Linked DNA regions of Homo sapiens: region 1 is linked to region 2. The links are chromatin loops, found by intact Hi-C in ENCODE. Cell type or tissue: heart left ventricle. All regions are shown on one strand. Each heading gives the region's core, and the rest is flanking DNA. Links, peaks and the distances in the headings are about the cores only.

The links. A loop is a pair of places that touch in the nucleus more often than their neighbours do. Peaks named below come from ENCODE experiments on the same cell type or tissue, not always from the same donor. Only the 100,000 strongest peaks of a DNase experiment are listed, where the experiment ranks them.
Region 1: a loop joins it to region 2, with 3 times the contacts of the local background. A loop is called at or near these places in 25 of 110 quality-filtered maps.

Annotation. Positions count from the first base shown.
Region 1 is chr1:84,931,508-84,939,847 of GRCh38, forward strand. MCOLN2 (mucolipin TRP cation channel 2) reads right to left here. Exons shown (of 14, transcript NM_153259.4): 9 at 8,046-8,195; 10 at 6,474-6,575; 11 at 6,248-6,370; 12 at 1-61. Among named protein-coding and RNA genes, the nearest start is that of LPAR3, 42 kb to the left of the region's middle. In heart left ventricle, for the core only: a CTCF peak has its summit at 4,916 (motif pointing left); no DNase peak of the experiment used is centred there.
Region 2 is chr1:84,430,262-84,438,601 of GRCh38, forward strand. No RefSeq gene overlaps it. Among named protein-coding and RNA genes, the nearest start is that of DNASE2B, 36 kb to the left of the region's middle. In heart left ventricle, for the core only: a CTCF peak has its summit at 3,733 (motif pointing left); no DNase peak of the experiment used is centred there; H3K4me3 peaks cover 598 bases.

The sequences.
Region 1 (8,340 bases), core at 274-8,273, 500 kb after region 2:
ACATGTCATCACCGTTGACCAGAGAAAACAGACACTCAGCAACTGTGTTCAGATTTTCAAACTGTAGGGGGAAATAAAAACTAGTTTCTGAAATAGAGTATTCTAAAAAGCAGAGGATATCTAGTTAGCTTGTTTTGTTAACATTGTTTTTGTCATTGTAGTAGTGGTAACTTACTTATTTTAAGATGCTAGAACACCATAAGAAGTAGGAAAACATTATTCAAAAACCCCCTCTGGGCCAGGCACAGTGGCTCATCCCTACAATCCCAGCACTTTGGGAGGCCAAGGTTGGAGGATCACTTGAGCCCAGGAGTTTGAGACCAGCCTGGGAAAGATTACAAGACCCCATCTCTACAAAAAGTACAAAAATTATCTGGGCATGGTGATATGCCTGTAGTCCCAGCTATTCAGGAGGCTGGGGTGGGAGAATCTCTTGCATCCAGGAGGTTCAGGGTACAGTGAGCCAAGCTTCTGCCACTGCACTGCAGCCTGGGGGACACAGCGAGACCCTGTCTCTTTAAAACACACACACACACACACACACACCCCTCCATACTCTCAAAGTTAATCTCTTAACAATTCCCACAGTTTTTCCCTATGTACTTTTTATATATCTAAAACCAGGATCTAACAAGTTTAGATCCTGGTTTTTCTCCTAATTAACATAAGCATCTTCTTATGTTTTCTACACTTAGAGAGCATTTGTAGGTTTTGTTTGTTTGTTTGAGACAGAGTCTTACTCTGCCACCCAGGCTGGAGTGCAGTGCAATCCCAGCTCACTGCAACCTCTGCCTCCAGTGTTCAAGCGATTCTCATGTGTCGGCCTCCCAAATAGATGGGATTACAGGTGCCTGCCACCAAGCCCGGCTAATTTTTGTATTTTTTTGTAGAGATGGGGTTTCACCATGTTGGCCAGGCTGGTCTCGAACTCCTGGCCTCAGGTGATCCGCCCACCTCAGCCTCCCAAAGTGCTTGGATTACAGGCATGAGCCACTGTGCTCAGCTGGCATTTGTTATATAACAGACCATTCCTTGAAAATGCCAACAAAACAAAACTTTTCACCACCCTAACCAGAAAAATGAACTTTTTTTTCTAAATTGCCCTATTTCTGTCAGTGATTCCAATCTCCTACCAAAGAAACATTTACTCTGAAATAATTAAGTCCTTAAAACTCTGTGTTGAATTGATTACTCTTCCCCGCTTTCAGTCTTCTAAGGCCTGTCTGTTCCTATCACATGTTTCTCCAATCCACCCTTACTACTCTACTGTGATGTCAACACAAATTTCTGAATTATTAAAGAAACTTCCAAGGAAGTCTCTTTTACTCCAATCTCTTTACCCTCCCCAGTCAAAGCTGCAGTAAAACCTGTACTTTAAGAAGAAGGCTTTCAGGTCATTTCTCCCTTGTGAGATTATACAAAGTTTGGATGCAAAATAAAAATCTAAACCAAGAAGGTTGTGATAAGTTCCTCCTTTATGCAGCCTCATCACATCTCCTCCTTGACAGTATTAATATGCTGTGCTTATCTTCTCCTCCAACACCAGGCCCATCCCTACATTTTTCCCTCATGGAATTTATTCTCCTCACCTGCTCTATTCTTCTTTCTCTTCTCTGTGTCCAATTAAGCCAATGTTCAAGGGTCATTTCAGAGTGTACTTCAAGACCAAGTGCCCTGGTAGTTCTAGTCCTTTCTCTGCACTCCGTATCGGTAAGAATCACAGAATGAACTATGGTCTTCTAATTGTTTTTATACACACTTCCCTGTACTCCAACTAGATACAAACACCGTGCCTTACACTACCAGCCACGTGGCTGGACCAGGCAAGGTAAAGTTGGTGGCCAAGGGAGAAGGTCTACAAACGCACCCCAAACAAGGATCCCACCCATGGCTTTGCTGCATCAGCAAAAACTCTGATGAACTAAAGTCCTCCTCCAAAAAGACCTAGAGGAAATATCCAAATGAACAGATCACTTAACAATATGTAGATTATTTAACAGTAAAACAGGCGATTGCCAGAGTAAATATTTTCCATACGCTACACAAGCCTTAAAACATTGAAGTTAAAGCTGAAAACATTGACATTAAAGTTGGTTTCTATGGATGTCAACTACAACTCTGACAGCACCATTAATAATTCACATTTCTTAGTTTCTTTTGGAATCCAGTCAACTCCTTTCTCTAGTTTCAAGAACCCCTAACTCCAAGCACAACTGTCTGTGCTTCAGGTTTCAACTGCAAATAGCTAGTTTGTCAGTACATGTCACATTCATTTTTTAATTTTCTGTTTAGTTACTTACCAGGCTACACACAATATCTGTCTCAACATTAACATTATTCATAACCATTTTACCTCCCCCTCCTCTTGTGAACATGAGAATTATTTTAACACACCAAAGAGTTAAAACAGAGACCCAGTCAATTTTAGGTGTTTGGTAACACCCTGCCATTTTGTACAAGAAGTGGCTGTGAACCAGAGTCTATTTCAGTGGCCAAATTCCATAGTAGAAGTGAGCTTAAAAATACTCAAGGTCCTAATGTGCTTCCAGTCTAGAAGGACCACATTTGTAAGGCATTCCTTTGGATCTTGAGTGATCATAAGCCCCTGGAAAGCAGGTACTACTCTCTCTCTGCTTCTTGTTTGTTCAAAACAAACTTTTTGGGCACCTACCATGGTCTATGTGCTGTGCTGGACACTGGGAATGTAAAGAGGAACAAACTACAGTTCCTTCCCTCCAAGAACTTGGTCTACAAGAACCTAGCAATGTTGGGTGCACAGTAGATATTTAATACGTATTAAATGGGTATTTCCATAAAGAGTCCCCATAGGTTCTCTGGGCCCACGATGAGAACTCAACCATTCATTTCACAAATGATAAGTTTGCAGTTGGGCCAAAAACCTTTAATTTCAATGAAACCATAACCTGCAATGGCTTATGTCAGAGAACAACATAAATATTTGCTTTAAGAGCTGGTGCCAAGAATCTCATGCAAACTTTAGGCAAAATGTTTTAGCTGAGGGGTACTTGGCTAAAACCAGAGGGCTTGGAAGGAGGAAAATGTAATGCAGAGTCTGCTGAACTTTGACCCATGGCATCAGTGAAGTCCAACAACTTTTCAAGTCTTGGTCTTCTCATTTGTAAAATGGGGACAATGCAAGGCTATGATTTATTCCTCACAGGAAAAAAAGTCCTCTGGAAATGTAAAAGCCGCATTAGAGTAATGTTTAATAATTCAAGATGAGGTCTGGAAGAACATCAACAGTCTCTCACCCTCTGTGCCCAGGCATTTTGAAAGGGCACTGTGCCAAAGTCCATTAGTGCTGGGAATACACATCAGCAGGAAGCCTTTTGCATCTTGACTCCCTTTCCATTGAGCCCCTGAAATCAGATGCCTAACAGGAAGATAGGAAGCTGAAGTGTTATGGGACCCCAGCTATCAGTCAAACGGTTTTCCTAATGTCTCCTTTTTAGTTGTTTTGTTTTAAAGAAAGAATTAGCTTTCACAATCAAGGTTGCTGTGATTCTAAAAATCCCACAAAAATGCCCGCTTGGAATGCCTAGCTTTTCAAGGCTTCAGGTAACCTGAAAGTCCTCTGATTCAGATACTGGCAGAACCTGAACATGCTGACAGCTTGGATTAATTTGGGGGAAAGGATGCAAGGGGCAATAAAATATTCTAACTTCAGATTCAAAGAGGCAGCAATATGGTGAAGAAAAGCACAAAGTTCCAAAACCAGACTGACGTTCTCTCCCCCAACTGACTTGTACATTCAGTGAATTAACTCAGCTGTGTATTTCCCCAATATATCAGCCTGGTGAGAGATGCCATAAACAGACCTGCAGGCAACCCTACAGACATCCCTTATCCCTCCCCTCCTCCAGGGGTATAAAGGAAAGCTAACATTAAGTGAAAGACATAAGTCTAGAGCTGCAATGTCCATAGTGGTAGTCACCAGGAATGTGTGAATAGCCAGCATCCAATAGATAGCTAGTCCAAATTGAGACGTGCTATGTGGATAAAATATCCACCAGATCAAAAAGACTAGTATGGAGGAATGTAAAATATTTCAATATTTTATACTGAATACATGCTGAAATAATATTTTGGGTATATTAGGCTTAAAATATATAATTAAAAATAATTTCATCTGTTTTTTTATTTCTTCATGTAGCTACTAGAAAATTTTACAGTATAGGCAAGGCTCTCAATTGTAGCCCAAACTGTATTTTTCTTGGACAGTGCTGGCTCAGAGCATCCCAGTTTCACCTGGATCCTTTGAAAGGACAAATTGAACATATGGAAATGCAGTCAGGCTCACAAAACAAATAACCTCATTTTCCATGAGGTGACCTTGACACCATTGAAAGAATGAAGCCGATTACATGGCTGTCCTCTCACAGTTGATCTCCAAGTACAAGACTGTTTCTTGTCAGGCTAAATGCTCTCTTGCAATGATCTGTTTTAGATAATACCAAGAAAAGCTCTACAGGGTATGGGTCAAAGCACAGGTACTGGAGTCAGGCCGACCTGGGTTTGAATCCCATCTCTGCCACTTTCTAGCTGGGTAATCTCAGGAATATTATTTAATATATTAAGGTGCCTATTCTCTGTAACAGGACAATCAGATTTCTTCACAGAGAAGGGGAGGGAAGGGTTAACACAGCAAGGGAGATGAAGAATCTTGGGCACCATGCCTAACAGACAGCACTTGAGAATGGTAGCCATCTAGTAAAATTCTAGCAATCTTATCTGAGCACCTTCCAGAATAATGATGAGGTAGGGGAGACGGGGATGGGGTGCAAAGGAGATGGGACCACTTGTCCACAGACCTTGGAGTCAGTGAATTAAAGCCGAATCCTCAGGAACGGTATTTATTCCACACAGTGCAACACTGCCCTCTAGTGACAAAGAGGTGGAAAAGCTTTCAGAGCATGAGGCAAGCAAGGAAGAAAAATACATTTTTCCAGGCTCTAAGACAGTAAGTTCTCCAAATCAGAGAGATCATATCAAAGAATAATTTTTTCTCATGAGTCACCTTTAAAGCAGTGACATGGAGTATGAAGAGCAATATTATCAAGATTTACTACCAACCCAGAGGTTGTCACTTTGTTAATTATATAATATCTCAAATAGGAAAAACAGTAATTCTCTCTAGACATATTAAATGTGACACCTAAAAAGAAGAAAGTCTGAGTGTTCCAGGTTACTCGACATTATTCTGGTAGGACAGCACGGAGGTTTAAGATTCATGTATAACAGTTTGTAAACCAGATTTGATCACAGATTTGGTTAATGCAACTAACAAGGTCAAAACTTAAGGCTGAACTGGTATACAAACTTGGAAGGAATACTTACCATTTTTAACCTCTTTTCTCCTTGCAGAGCACCTAAGTGAGGCTAACAGTACCCTGGGTTGTTGTGGGGAGTAAATAAGAAAGAACACCGAAATGCCCAGCAGAGTGTCTAACACACAAGCAGTAAGTGTTAGCTGCTGCTATTTTTGTTGTTTCTGTTGTTCCAACTGCCACAGGCCCAAATGGAGGAAAAGCCATAAGATAAAATAACTCCTTTTACTTTTTTGGGTTAAAACCAAGGCTTACCTAGTTTCATTTCCTGATGCATCTACCAATCAAATGTATCATTTTATAACAAGAACATCTTAGCACAACTTTGATGTCCCTGAGATTATAATGCTAACTGAAGTTTGGTAATAGTTTAGAATTCAGATACTGATCTTTAATAAGGCAGAAAGATGATGCTGTAATCAAAACCGTCTGCAGAGACAAGACGTGTCACCATTTCTATCGTAAACCTACTATGGTCGTTTTAGGCAGTCTCTGCCCATCTTCATTCTTCTCAATTAACTTGGATGAAAAACATAATACTTTAAATTGGAAATTTTTTATAATAATTTTCCTCACTTAATTTTCATTTTTAATATAGTGATCTCACGTCCAAACATTTCCCATTTGATGATCACCGGGTAACCATGTGACCCCTTAAGCCAGTCCCAGACAACTATAATACATGCTTTCTAGTATTGTACAGTTCTTGTTTCAATATCCTGTAGTCACTTCTATATCCTGAAAAGGAAAAAAAGAAAAAGAAAACTGATACAAAGATATGTGATTACTGATGTCAAGGGTACATGCTAGAGAAGACCAGGAAGCAAGTAAGTGCTAGAAACCCACGTTCAAGGGTCCCACGTGCCCCATCTGCAGAAGGAAGAATGTGAGCTACACACCTTGTCATGGTATGGTCCTAAGACAATCCAGCCACAGAATGTGTAACCCAGATAAATCATACCAGCACAAGCACAAAACCGAAGAACTTTTGGCAGTGAGGCCTGCATTGTTAAAATCAGCACCTGAAAAAAAGAACAGAATGGGTGAAATGAAAAAGTAGCTATTAGAACCCAAAGAATAAATGAGTCTCAACTGCAGTGGCACTACCCGGTGCCGCATCCTTACATTATATGCCTGGAAATAACCCAGGTATCTGATGACTCCAACCCAAACCAAGAGCGTAGAGGTTCCAAGAAAAATGCTGCAGAGATCATAGTTTGTGAGATTCTAAGGAATGAAAAAAAAGAAAGAGAGAAATGAGTAAAATATTTGACTCCACTTAGCTTATTAGCCTTACATTAAACCAATTAATAAAAAAAGAACTATCTGCCTCCCTATAGGTGATAGAGTTTTTTTTTGAAGAAAAAAAAGAAGAAAAACAGATATAATTCCAAATATTTGTGTTTCTCATTTTCTTTTAGTATTTCAATTGGTTGAACTAAATTTTTTTCCAAATAATACTCTGAAATAGAAATTGTATTTAGGTTGAACTAAATTTTTTTCCAAATAATACTCTCAAATAGAAATTGCATTTATCACTGACCTAGGCATTCGAGGATACAAATTAATGGTGTTTGTTAAGTACCAAACAATACAATTCAGCTGCTTTTGAAAGAAAACTCCAGCATGATTTCCTAACACAGCTGCAGCTCTGAGGAAATTCTAGGGCTAGTTGAAAAGACAAACACACAAACATGATTCTCATATAATACGCTAAATGCAGTGAAAGACACAATGCCTAGCTCATCACAGAGGGACACCACAGACACGACCCCAGAGCAAAGACAGGCCTGCAGGACAGGCTGGGAGGAAGCACCACAGGTAAGTGGACAAAAGCTGAACAAAGGCACAATGCTGACAAGACGTCCTAGAGGGGCAGGGTCAGAGCAGGGGCAGGAGCAAGAGGCAGAGCTGGATGATGATGACCCCAGGGGCCATGCTGCTGAGGGAGGCCACTTCATCCCAAAGTAGGCCCCAAGAGGTAGAAAGGATGGTAACAGCTGGATAGACACTTCCAGAAAAGTCCCTCTGACAGCTGTGTGAATGGATCTCAGGGGTATGAAGTAGAAGACGGGAAAGCTGGTGAGGAGGCTGCTGTCACAGTTGGCCAGAAAGGAAGAAGCCTGAAGAAAGCCAGAGGGAGCCGGGATGGGAGAGAATTAGGCATGTCAGGGTTAGGAGGTGTGGCTGGAGGGACCTCTGACCAACAGCAGAGAATGGACGGGAGAATAGTGCGGTGAAGGAGGAGTTGAGGCTTAGTTAGGAGATCAAATCAACTAAGTTATACAAAGGGTCAGGCTTTAGCGGGCAGTCTGACATTCCTGCCCTCACCCCATCCGTCGGAGCACCCAATGGTCACAGATCCTCCCCACAAGCTCTTGACATGCAGGTTCAGGGAAGGGACTGGTTTATGGATAAGCTGCTCCTTTGGCAACTTAAAAAGAAAAATGAGGCCCAAATAACCAATCTTTTCAAGCTTAGTCACTATTCTGGAGCTGTTGCCAAGTTTCGTTCCATGGAACATCGGCTTCCTTTCCCTTCACGAGGAACCAAGCCAGGGGAGGCCTCACTTGTGCTGGTGTGAGAAAAGGGAAGACACGAGAATCAAAGTGGTCTCCAAAGGATGGTACGTCTTAAGATGCCTGTGGCCATCCAGGAGAAGATGAAGAACAGAGACTTTAAATGGGCTTCCCTCACCTTTGCTTTGATTTCCATTTTTAATATGGAGCCAATGATTGTCATTAGGTCGCTGATAATCACCAGGACATACCAGCCGTTGATGAACTCCCACTGGTCGGTGTCACACACAGGCCGCTTGTACTTCTCCAGGAAGAAATTTAGAAATCTCTATGGCAAACATTTAAAGAAGCGTTTCTTACAAACCACACTGCCCTCTGGAAGAAGAAGGCAAGTGCAAAACAGTGCTCTCACCTGTAAAAGGACATGGCATTGCCTTTCCAATTTGCCAGATCCACCTCGAAAGTGGAGGTTA
Region 2 (8,340 bases), core at 257-8,256:
ATAAAAAAATGTGAAGATTCCAAATGCTATCTTCTACAGAGAGGGTTCTCCCTTTCCTCTGTTAGGCAGAGAGGGTAAGGAGTTGGTCCTTTTGATTACATGAGAAATTGATACAACGAGAAACTGTGTTGAGTGTGAGCTGCATTTTTATTAAGACTTTCTCTACCTCTAATTTGCTCCTATTCTAGAGCATGTTCCTTCTGGGCTTGTGATTGTGAGCCCTGGAGTCTTCATCTCCTCAGCCCTGAAAGACTGCAGGAGATCCAGCTCTGTCCTTCAGAAGTTCCAGCCTAGATCTTTAGCCCTCTGTCCCTCATAGCTTCAATACTTGGCAAATGTCTTAAGAAAAAACTGGAGGTGTATGTAAGGGAAGGTCTCCAGGGGACCTGTTTCCTAAGCATCACAAGACAATGAGAGATAGATTTCACTCTTTTAAAAGTTCTTGCCCTAGTTTCATATCCCTCTGTGCAGTACCAGAATTCAGCAAATATGTTACGGGAAAATCAGTCATGTGTTTGAGTTGCCTTCTTCCTATTTGTCACGTCATCCCTTTATAACTGTCAAGAACTTTACTGGTTTTTCTTTGTCCCAGCAGAGATTCTCTGTGTAGGCAAATCCTTCAACCCACACTCAGGATTGGCATATATCTGGTGAAAAAATATAAGATAGTGTCAGCTCACTTTGGCAAGGATTCTACTCTATCTGGAATTTTGGTTCATCTAATCCACATGCTTCCACAGAAACTTGATGCCTTTAAAACATAATTTTTTTTTTTTTTGAGACTGAGTCTCACTCTGTCGCCCAGGCTGGAGTGCAGTGGCACTATCTCGGCTCACTGCAAGCTCCGCCTCCCGGGTTCACGCCATTCTCCTGCCTCAGCCTCCCGAGTAGCTGGGACTACATTTATCCAGGTTACCCCAAGTTGTTGCACTGAGAGTGTTGGCCTTCCATGGACTTCTACATTTTACCCAGAAGTGAAAGTCTCATACTCACACTTTAAAAAAAAAATCCCTTGTTATTCCTATCTCAATATTTTGTGCATAATACACAATAACTTGTCATGCGAGTTTTTAATTAATGAATAAAGAGATAATTGCCCCCAGTGAGATAGTAATATTTTACTATGAATTTAATGCTCACCGATAAACAAAATACCTTCAGTTCAAGAAAGAATGTGGGCCGGGCATGGTGGCTCACACCTGTAATCCCAGCACTTTGGGAGGCCAAGGTAGGTGGATCACTTGAGGTCAGGAGTTGGCCTGGCCAGCATGGTGAAACCCTGTCTCTACTAAAAATACAAAAAAATGAGGCAGGCGTGGTGGTGCATGCCTGTAATTTCAGCTACTCAGGAGGCTGAGGCAGAAGAATCGCTTGAACCCAGGCGGCAGAGGTTGCAGTGAGCTGAGATCGAGCCACTGCACTCCAGCCTGGTTGAGAGGGAGACTCACCTCAAAAAACAAAAAGAAAAAAAATGTGGTCCATATTCAATATTCATTTAATTCTTACAATACCTCTTATGTAGGAGTTCCGATAATGATCAGAAGGCTAGAGATAGCTACTATTTACTAAGTACTTATTATGTGCCAAGCACCATGCTAAGTATATATAAAAACTCATTTACATATATTTACATATATTAATTCATTTAAACCCTACAGTAAGCTGGAAGATAGGTATTTCTGTCTTCATTTTCACGAGGAAATCAAGGCTGGGAAAGGTTAAATGACTTGTCTAAGTGCTCAAAGCTGATTAATGGAAGAGCTGGGATTCAAACACAGTATGTCTAGTTCCCAGTCTAGATATTTTTCACTGTACTTCAGCTTTTTGTCAGGTATGATACCACAGTTGTCCTGTAGGATTTAATTAAAATACCTGGAATTCCCCAACTTATACCTTTCCTAAGTACTCCAAAAATATAAAATATAATTATGAAGGAGCTATCCCAAGATGATACTGAAAACACTTACAAGTGGGCAGATGGACTTGGTTGCCTCTTAACGGTAGAAATAGTTTTGCCTTATTTACCTGACATTACATTGCGTGGTCTCAGATTTGGATAGCAATAATAATTTTTAAGATGGATGATTATTTAGGATTAGGGATATGTCTGTAGCCATAGTATCGAGTAACCCTGAACCTCACAGGAATTAAACTTATTACTTGGAATTCATTAGCACCTCACTCTTAACCTCTGAGTTAACTAGCCACAGATCAAATAGATCAAATTGCACTTTATAATGGAATAATATATTATTAAAAATGAAAGCCATTCCATTTGTTTATTAAAAATTCATTACTTAAAAAAAAGGCCTAATGTCACATGTTAAATTATTTGTTGTCATTTGGAAAAAGAGAAAGATTTACTTAAAAAGAACGAGTCAGCCATTTTAGATCCTGAGTGAATAAAATGCATGTTTCTTTGGTGCCAACTAGATTTCCCCTTATTCATCTATTTCTCTTAAAATGCTTGTAGAAATATTTTGATGCAATGCTTCCATTCAGGGTACAAAGGAGATGAAAGAAAAATACTCTGGCAGAGTATTTAATCAGGTATATTATTAGATAAGGATAGCTTTAGTTAAAGCAGCATCTACAGATTAGAATTCCTTCTTTTTAAAATGTTCATGGAAAATAAGTGATATAAACTTCTCTTCACCAAATAAGAATTTTAGGAAATAAAAGATTATCAAAAGAGTCCTGGATTCTTTATTATTTCTGCCTGTAAGCTATTATTATTCTGTAAGTGGGGAAATTACTATAAACTGTCATACTTTCAGAAAGAATTGTCTTCACCTAAACACCTCCTTTATGTGTATAATTATAATATCTCTTATATATGTGTGTATATATATCTTACATATATATAAATATGTGGATTTAGCTACATACACACATATATACATATGTACACATAGGGTATATATGTACTATATATGCCTCTATAGCTTATATATGTCTGAATGTATATGAGCTAAGCTAGGTCTTTTGTGTAAATTATTATATAGACATTTCTTGATATTTCAAGATGCTTCCAAATCCATTTTATAATTTCCTCATCATAAAAGTGTGAGATGTTTATAAGAGAAGAAATCATGGTACAAAGAGTTAAGTTAAACGTTCTGTCCGAGATCACAGAGCAGAAGCCAGATGAGAGCCCGGTTGCCCGATGCTCCCTGTTGACGATGCTGCCACCCTCGCTTGATAGGCTTTGCTCCAGCTGAGTCTGAGAAGGACACCATGTCCCCATTTCAATTTCCTTGAATCAATTCACTCAAACAAAAGGTCACTTTAGACAGAAATCCAGTTTGACTGATTTCTCTCACTGTATTGACTAGTTTAAATAAAATGAGCAAATCAGTGTCTTTATTTCTGTGTCACACAGACATAGCCCATATACTAACCAGGTGCTGTAACACCAGCCTCCACGACACATTTAAAACCCTGTCTTCTGAATTAAATACCTTTCTCTCAAATTAGAAAGTGACTAAAAGGCAGGACAGAAAAAAAAAAAAAAAGATAGCTGATGACCCCTTCCTAAGCAAACATTTTTCAAATACAAAGGCTAAAAAAAAAAAGCTGTGTTTAAAAATTGCAACCACCAGGGAGCAAATGTATCGATCGTGTCATTATTTTTTTCCTCCTCGTTGCTAGGATGTGGTCTATATTAAAAGACAGTTGTTGCCTTGGTGAAAATCTTCCCGGAGCAAAGTGATAGTGCTCCCCCTGCTGACCAAGAAGTCCAGGATATTGTTTTCTTGTTTTGCTTTGTTTTGCTTTTTTTCAGTTTAAAACAAAATGAAAAGGGCAATTAGACATCTTTAGCAAATAACTTTGGGCTTTACCTGCAAAACTGTATTGCATTGCAAGAATATCAGAAACTTACTGAAATGATGCCTGAAATGTTCTTTCCTGCTACATATGAGACAAAAAGCAAATTCTGACCATGTGCCACTGCTTGAGGTTGTCTTTGTTTCTTCTCTCTCTCCTGCTCTTTTTTTTTTTTTTTTTTAAGAGTCTTGCTCTGTCGCCCAGGCTGGAGTACAGTAGCATGGTAGCATGATCTCGGCTTACTGCAACCTCAGTCTCCCGGGTTCAAGCAATTCTCCTGCCTCAGCCTCCCAAGTAGCTGGAACTACAGGTGTGCACCACCAGGCCCAGCTAATTTTTGTATTTTTAGTAGAGGCAGGGTTTCACCACGTTGGCCAGGCTTGTCTTGAACTCCTCACCTCAAGTCATCCACCCACCTTAGCCTCCCAAAGTGCTGAGATTACAGGCATGAGCCACCGCGCCCAGCCTGTTTTTTCTAACTCAGGGTGGGCCTGGTGACTCAGATCCTTCTCACCTTACTAATTATTTTGGGATGCCACTGAATTTTTGTAAAGGCCCAGGACAGGAAATTGCTTATAATATTAACTAGTGACTTTTACTAAGCACTAGTTACTTGTAATGAAGGAAAAGGAGAAAGAGAGAGAATTCCACAGAGGTCTTAAGTGTCTTGCACCTCAGGTTTTATTGAATGCATCTAACATTAAAGCTGAGAAGTGGTAGGAGTGGCCTGGTCAGCTTGTGGTGGGGCAGGTGAGCCCCACCGAATGTGAGGTGCCTGCAATTTATCCAGTTAGCTATTAGCAGAGGGAGTAGAGTTCAGGAGAAAGACTGGGGCATGGAGTTACCAATTTTTAAGTCATCAACCTATATGTTACAGTTGAAATCATGAGTATGCATGAGATCATCCTAAGAAAGAATGTAGAAAATGAAAAGACGATTGAGCATAGAAACTTGGGGAACATCACCAGCACTTGAAGAATAGGCAGAAGAGGAACCATTAATGGAAAAGTGAAACAGAAAGCTTAGAGATTTTGGAGAAAAACTAAGAGAAATTATTATTGGATTGAAGTCAAAGGAGAAGAAAATTTCAAGAAAGAAGTCAACAGTGTTAAAAACCAAAGACATGCCAAGAAGGATGAGAACTTCAAGAAACCACTGGCTTTGTTAAGAGGACCCTGGTCACCCCAAGAGAGTTTCAGTATGGTAGTGTGAAAATTGGGTGAAAGCCCAATTTTAGTGGCTCTTTAAATGATAAATGAGAAAGTGAAAGTAATGAGGACAAACGACACAATGAAGACATTTGGCAATAATCAAGAGAAGCAAGGTAGCACCCCGATGAGAGACTGACTGACTTGAACATGTTTGAAGGTTAATGAGGAAGAGCCAATGAAGAGGGAGAGACAAACAAGAGAAGAAATTATTGGTTCTACCAGATTCAAGAGAAGCTGGGAGGGAGGAAAGGAACAAGAGCACTAATTGAGTTTGGAAAAGAGTAAGAATACATTTTCTTCTTGGACAACTAGGAAGTAGGAAAGGAGGTACACGTGACTTTTGAATGGTGGAGGATGATTTTAGGAAGATAGCATGGAGATGAGGGCAAAGAGAGACAAAGATTGCATGCTACAGCAGTTGTTATTGAAGGAAAGGAAGATCAAACCAACTAAAAATGTGTAAAAGCTTCTCGAGGCAGTATAAAGGGAACAGTAAAACAAGAAATATAAAACTAAAAGAGATGAACATTGGTGTGGTTGAGCACTTTTCTCCAGCAGCAACAGGTAAACCAAAGGTGAGAGAAAAAAAAAACTAGTAATTGGGTAGATTCAGAGTTATAGATTGCCATGGCCAATGGAGCAGACAAAAGAGCAGTATCCTGGTGAGATGGCAGCAGTGAATGTTTGGCTGTGGCATACAGGAGGAACATGAAAGGAAATAAAGTCATCATGGAGAGAAAGGATGGGCTGAAGGGGGAAGGGTGAGGTTGACAGTTTTTGACACTAAGATGGGATCCAGAGAACAGAGAGGCTGAAGGGACTGAAATGCTGATTCAATGGGAGACTGAAAGAGCTGAAGTCTGGAAGGGGTTTTGAGAATTCAGGATGGCTAGGAAGGCCTATAGGTTGCTGAAGGGGATGTTCAGGAGCACTCTGAGGCAGAGTGAATAAAGAGCCTGATGCCCTAACCCTTGTAGAATGTGGGAAGATGAACCTAAATATCAGGTTACAATGACTGTAAGAGGGGAATAGGCTCCAATTTTTTAAGCCCCTACTATGTACCTGGCATACTGTGGGAGTAATCGGCACATTAACTCATTCAATTCTCATTTATTTGTTGCCCCCACGTGAGAAGTCAGTATTATTCCCATTTTACAGAAGATGAAACTGAAGCTCAGAAAGATTAAGTTATTCTTTTCCCAAGGTCACTCAGCTAGTAAATGACAAAGGTAGAATGATAATGTTCCCCAGGCTGTAAGCTCCATACTGTGTAGTTCAGTCTTGTGTCCTTAGCAGCAAACAATGCCAAGCACATTTTAGGAGCCTAAAAAATTTTTCAAGAAAGAAAGGGAAGAAGGAAGAAAAATAAATCATAAATTATTGACAAAAAAAATGAATAGAGGAAGGAAGGAAGGACTTGACAGCCCACATGCTTTCTTCTATATTCCCTTGCCTTCTCAAAATATATGGTCTAACAGGATGGCAAAATTTAATTACCAGCTGTAAAACATGAAGAAGTCCTCCAATTGCTCCCTTCTTCTTCCCCCACCATTCACATAGATTTTATTTTTAAATCAGAGCCTAAGCTAAATTAAGATTTCTACATCAAGCCTTCCTGGTTATCTTCTATCTGTCCTAAATTGTCATATGGAGCACGTAAATAAAACAATCTGTTCTTCTCTAACATGGACCTTTCCAGAAACTATCACAACTACCAGTTTCATGCCAATCCTCCCTCTGCTTCCACTAAAGTAATGCAAATGCATCTAGATGTCTCTGAGGACAGAAACAATTGATATGAAAGAAAATTCAGCTGGATTTTGCTGGTCAAAAGCTGAAGTGAGAACAAGAAATGTTTTGTGTCTTTGCAGACTCCCAGGGAAGTGCTTTCTCACCACAGTCGCTGGAAGGGAGAACATTTTCACAAGTCTCTATTTTTGCTAAATATTTTTAAGAGTGTAATGTTATAATAAGAGAAAACTTAGCACTTGTGTACAGGCTCTTGGAATATTTTCAAGGACCCTCGTCAACCAAACCTAGCCTCATGACACTCACTGCTGCAAAGTGTTGTTAAGCCTGTGACTGGCAGGGAGCTGGCGTGAGACCCTCTAAGTAGGTTGGAGGCAGGCAGACAATAGTCTCAAGTTCATGAGAACAGAGATCAGACCTCCAAGGGGAAGGAGGAAGTACAAAGTGAAACTCTTTGGCAATCTTCATCTAGCAAATCAGGCAGTTTTCGGAGGTCTTCTGTAGAGTACTATGTTGATGGCATGTGTAGGCTGTTCTGGGAATTCAGAGGTGAGAAGTTGAAGGACAGTGGGGACACACTGCCCCTCCATCCAGCACAGCTCCACTCTTACTTGTTTTATAAACTAGATATCCAAATAAGGTTTCTTTTAAGCAAAGATCATGCTAATTAAACAAAACAAACAAACAAAAAAAACACAGATAAGCTCCAACGTTCTTTCTAGTTCTAAAAATATGCTATGATCATAATTCTATGAAGCAGCTACCCTAAAGGTGGAACGCTGATATTTGCCATGGTTTAAGGAGATCCATAAAGATCTGTTTGTTCAAAAATCTATCCTGTAAAATTCTAGATGGAGGATTGAAGAAGGGAAGGTGGCTAGGAGAGACCCAGAGTGCTCTTGGGATGAAGGGGGTCTGTCAAGTGATCCTGAGGGAACTCAAGGAGTCAAAGGGCAGTGTGGGGGGCCCTGAGGGCCTGTAAAGGAGAAGGGCCTTGAACAAGACTATGGAGTGCTTAGGAAAATTCCACACTGCAACTAAAACTGGCCCTAAACCCAGAGTAGGCAAAAAGCTAGGATTCTTTCTGGTATCAAGGGAAACATAATTAAGGAAACACAGGTGATAATCCTTCCTAGAATTGACAGAGCTATTCCTCAAGGTCTGAATACTGGGTTTGTGTCAAACTAACAAGCTTGGCTAATGAGAGGGAATTAGCATCTATAATAAGACAAGGTGAAATAAATGTTTAAGAACTTTGGAAATGGATGGGAAGTAGAAGGATAAATGAAAATAGATCCTTGTCTATTCTAAGCCTGAGGAAGAGATAAGACAGTGATACTCAAATCCATGGTCAATAAAGAAAAGGTGATGTTCTACACATATTTGTAATATTTTATGTAGCTAGGATTCATTTTTAGTTTATGGCTAATAACACCTAAGGACAGTTGCTATTAGTAGAAAAGTATAAATGGGAGGCAATCTATACATTCACTAGGCTATTTCTTTTGACTCTTGAAAATCTTCATCCTCCCACAGCAGCCTGCATGTAGTA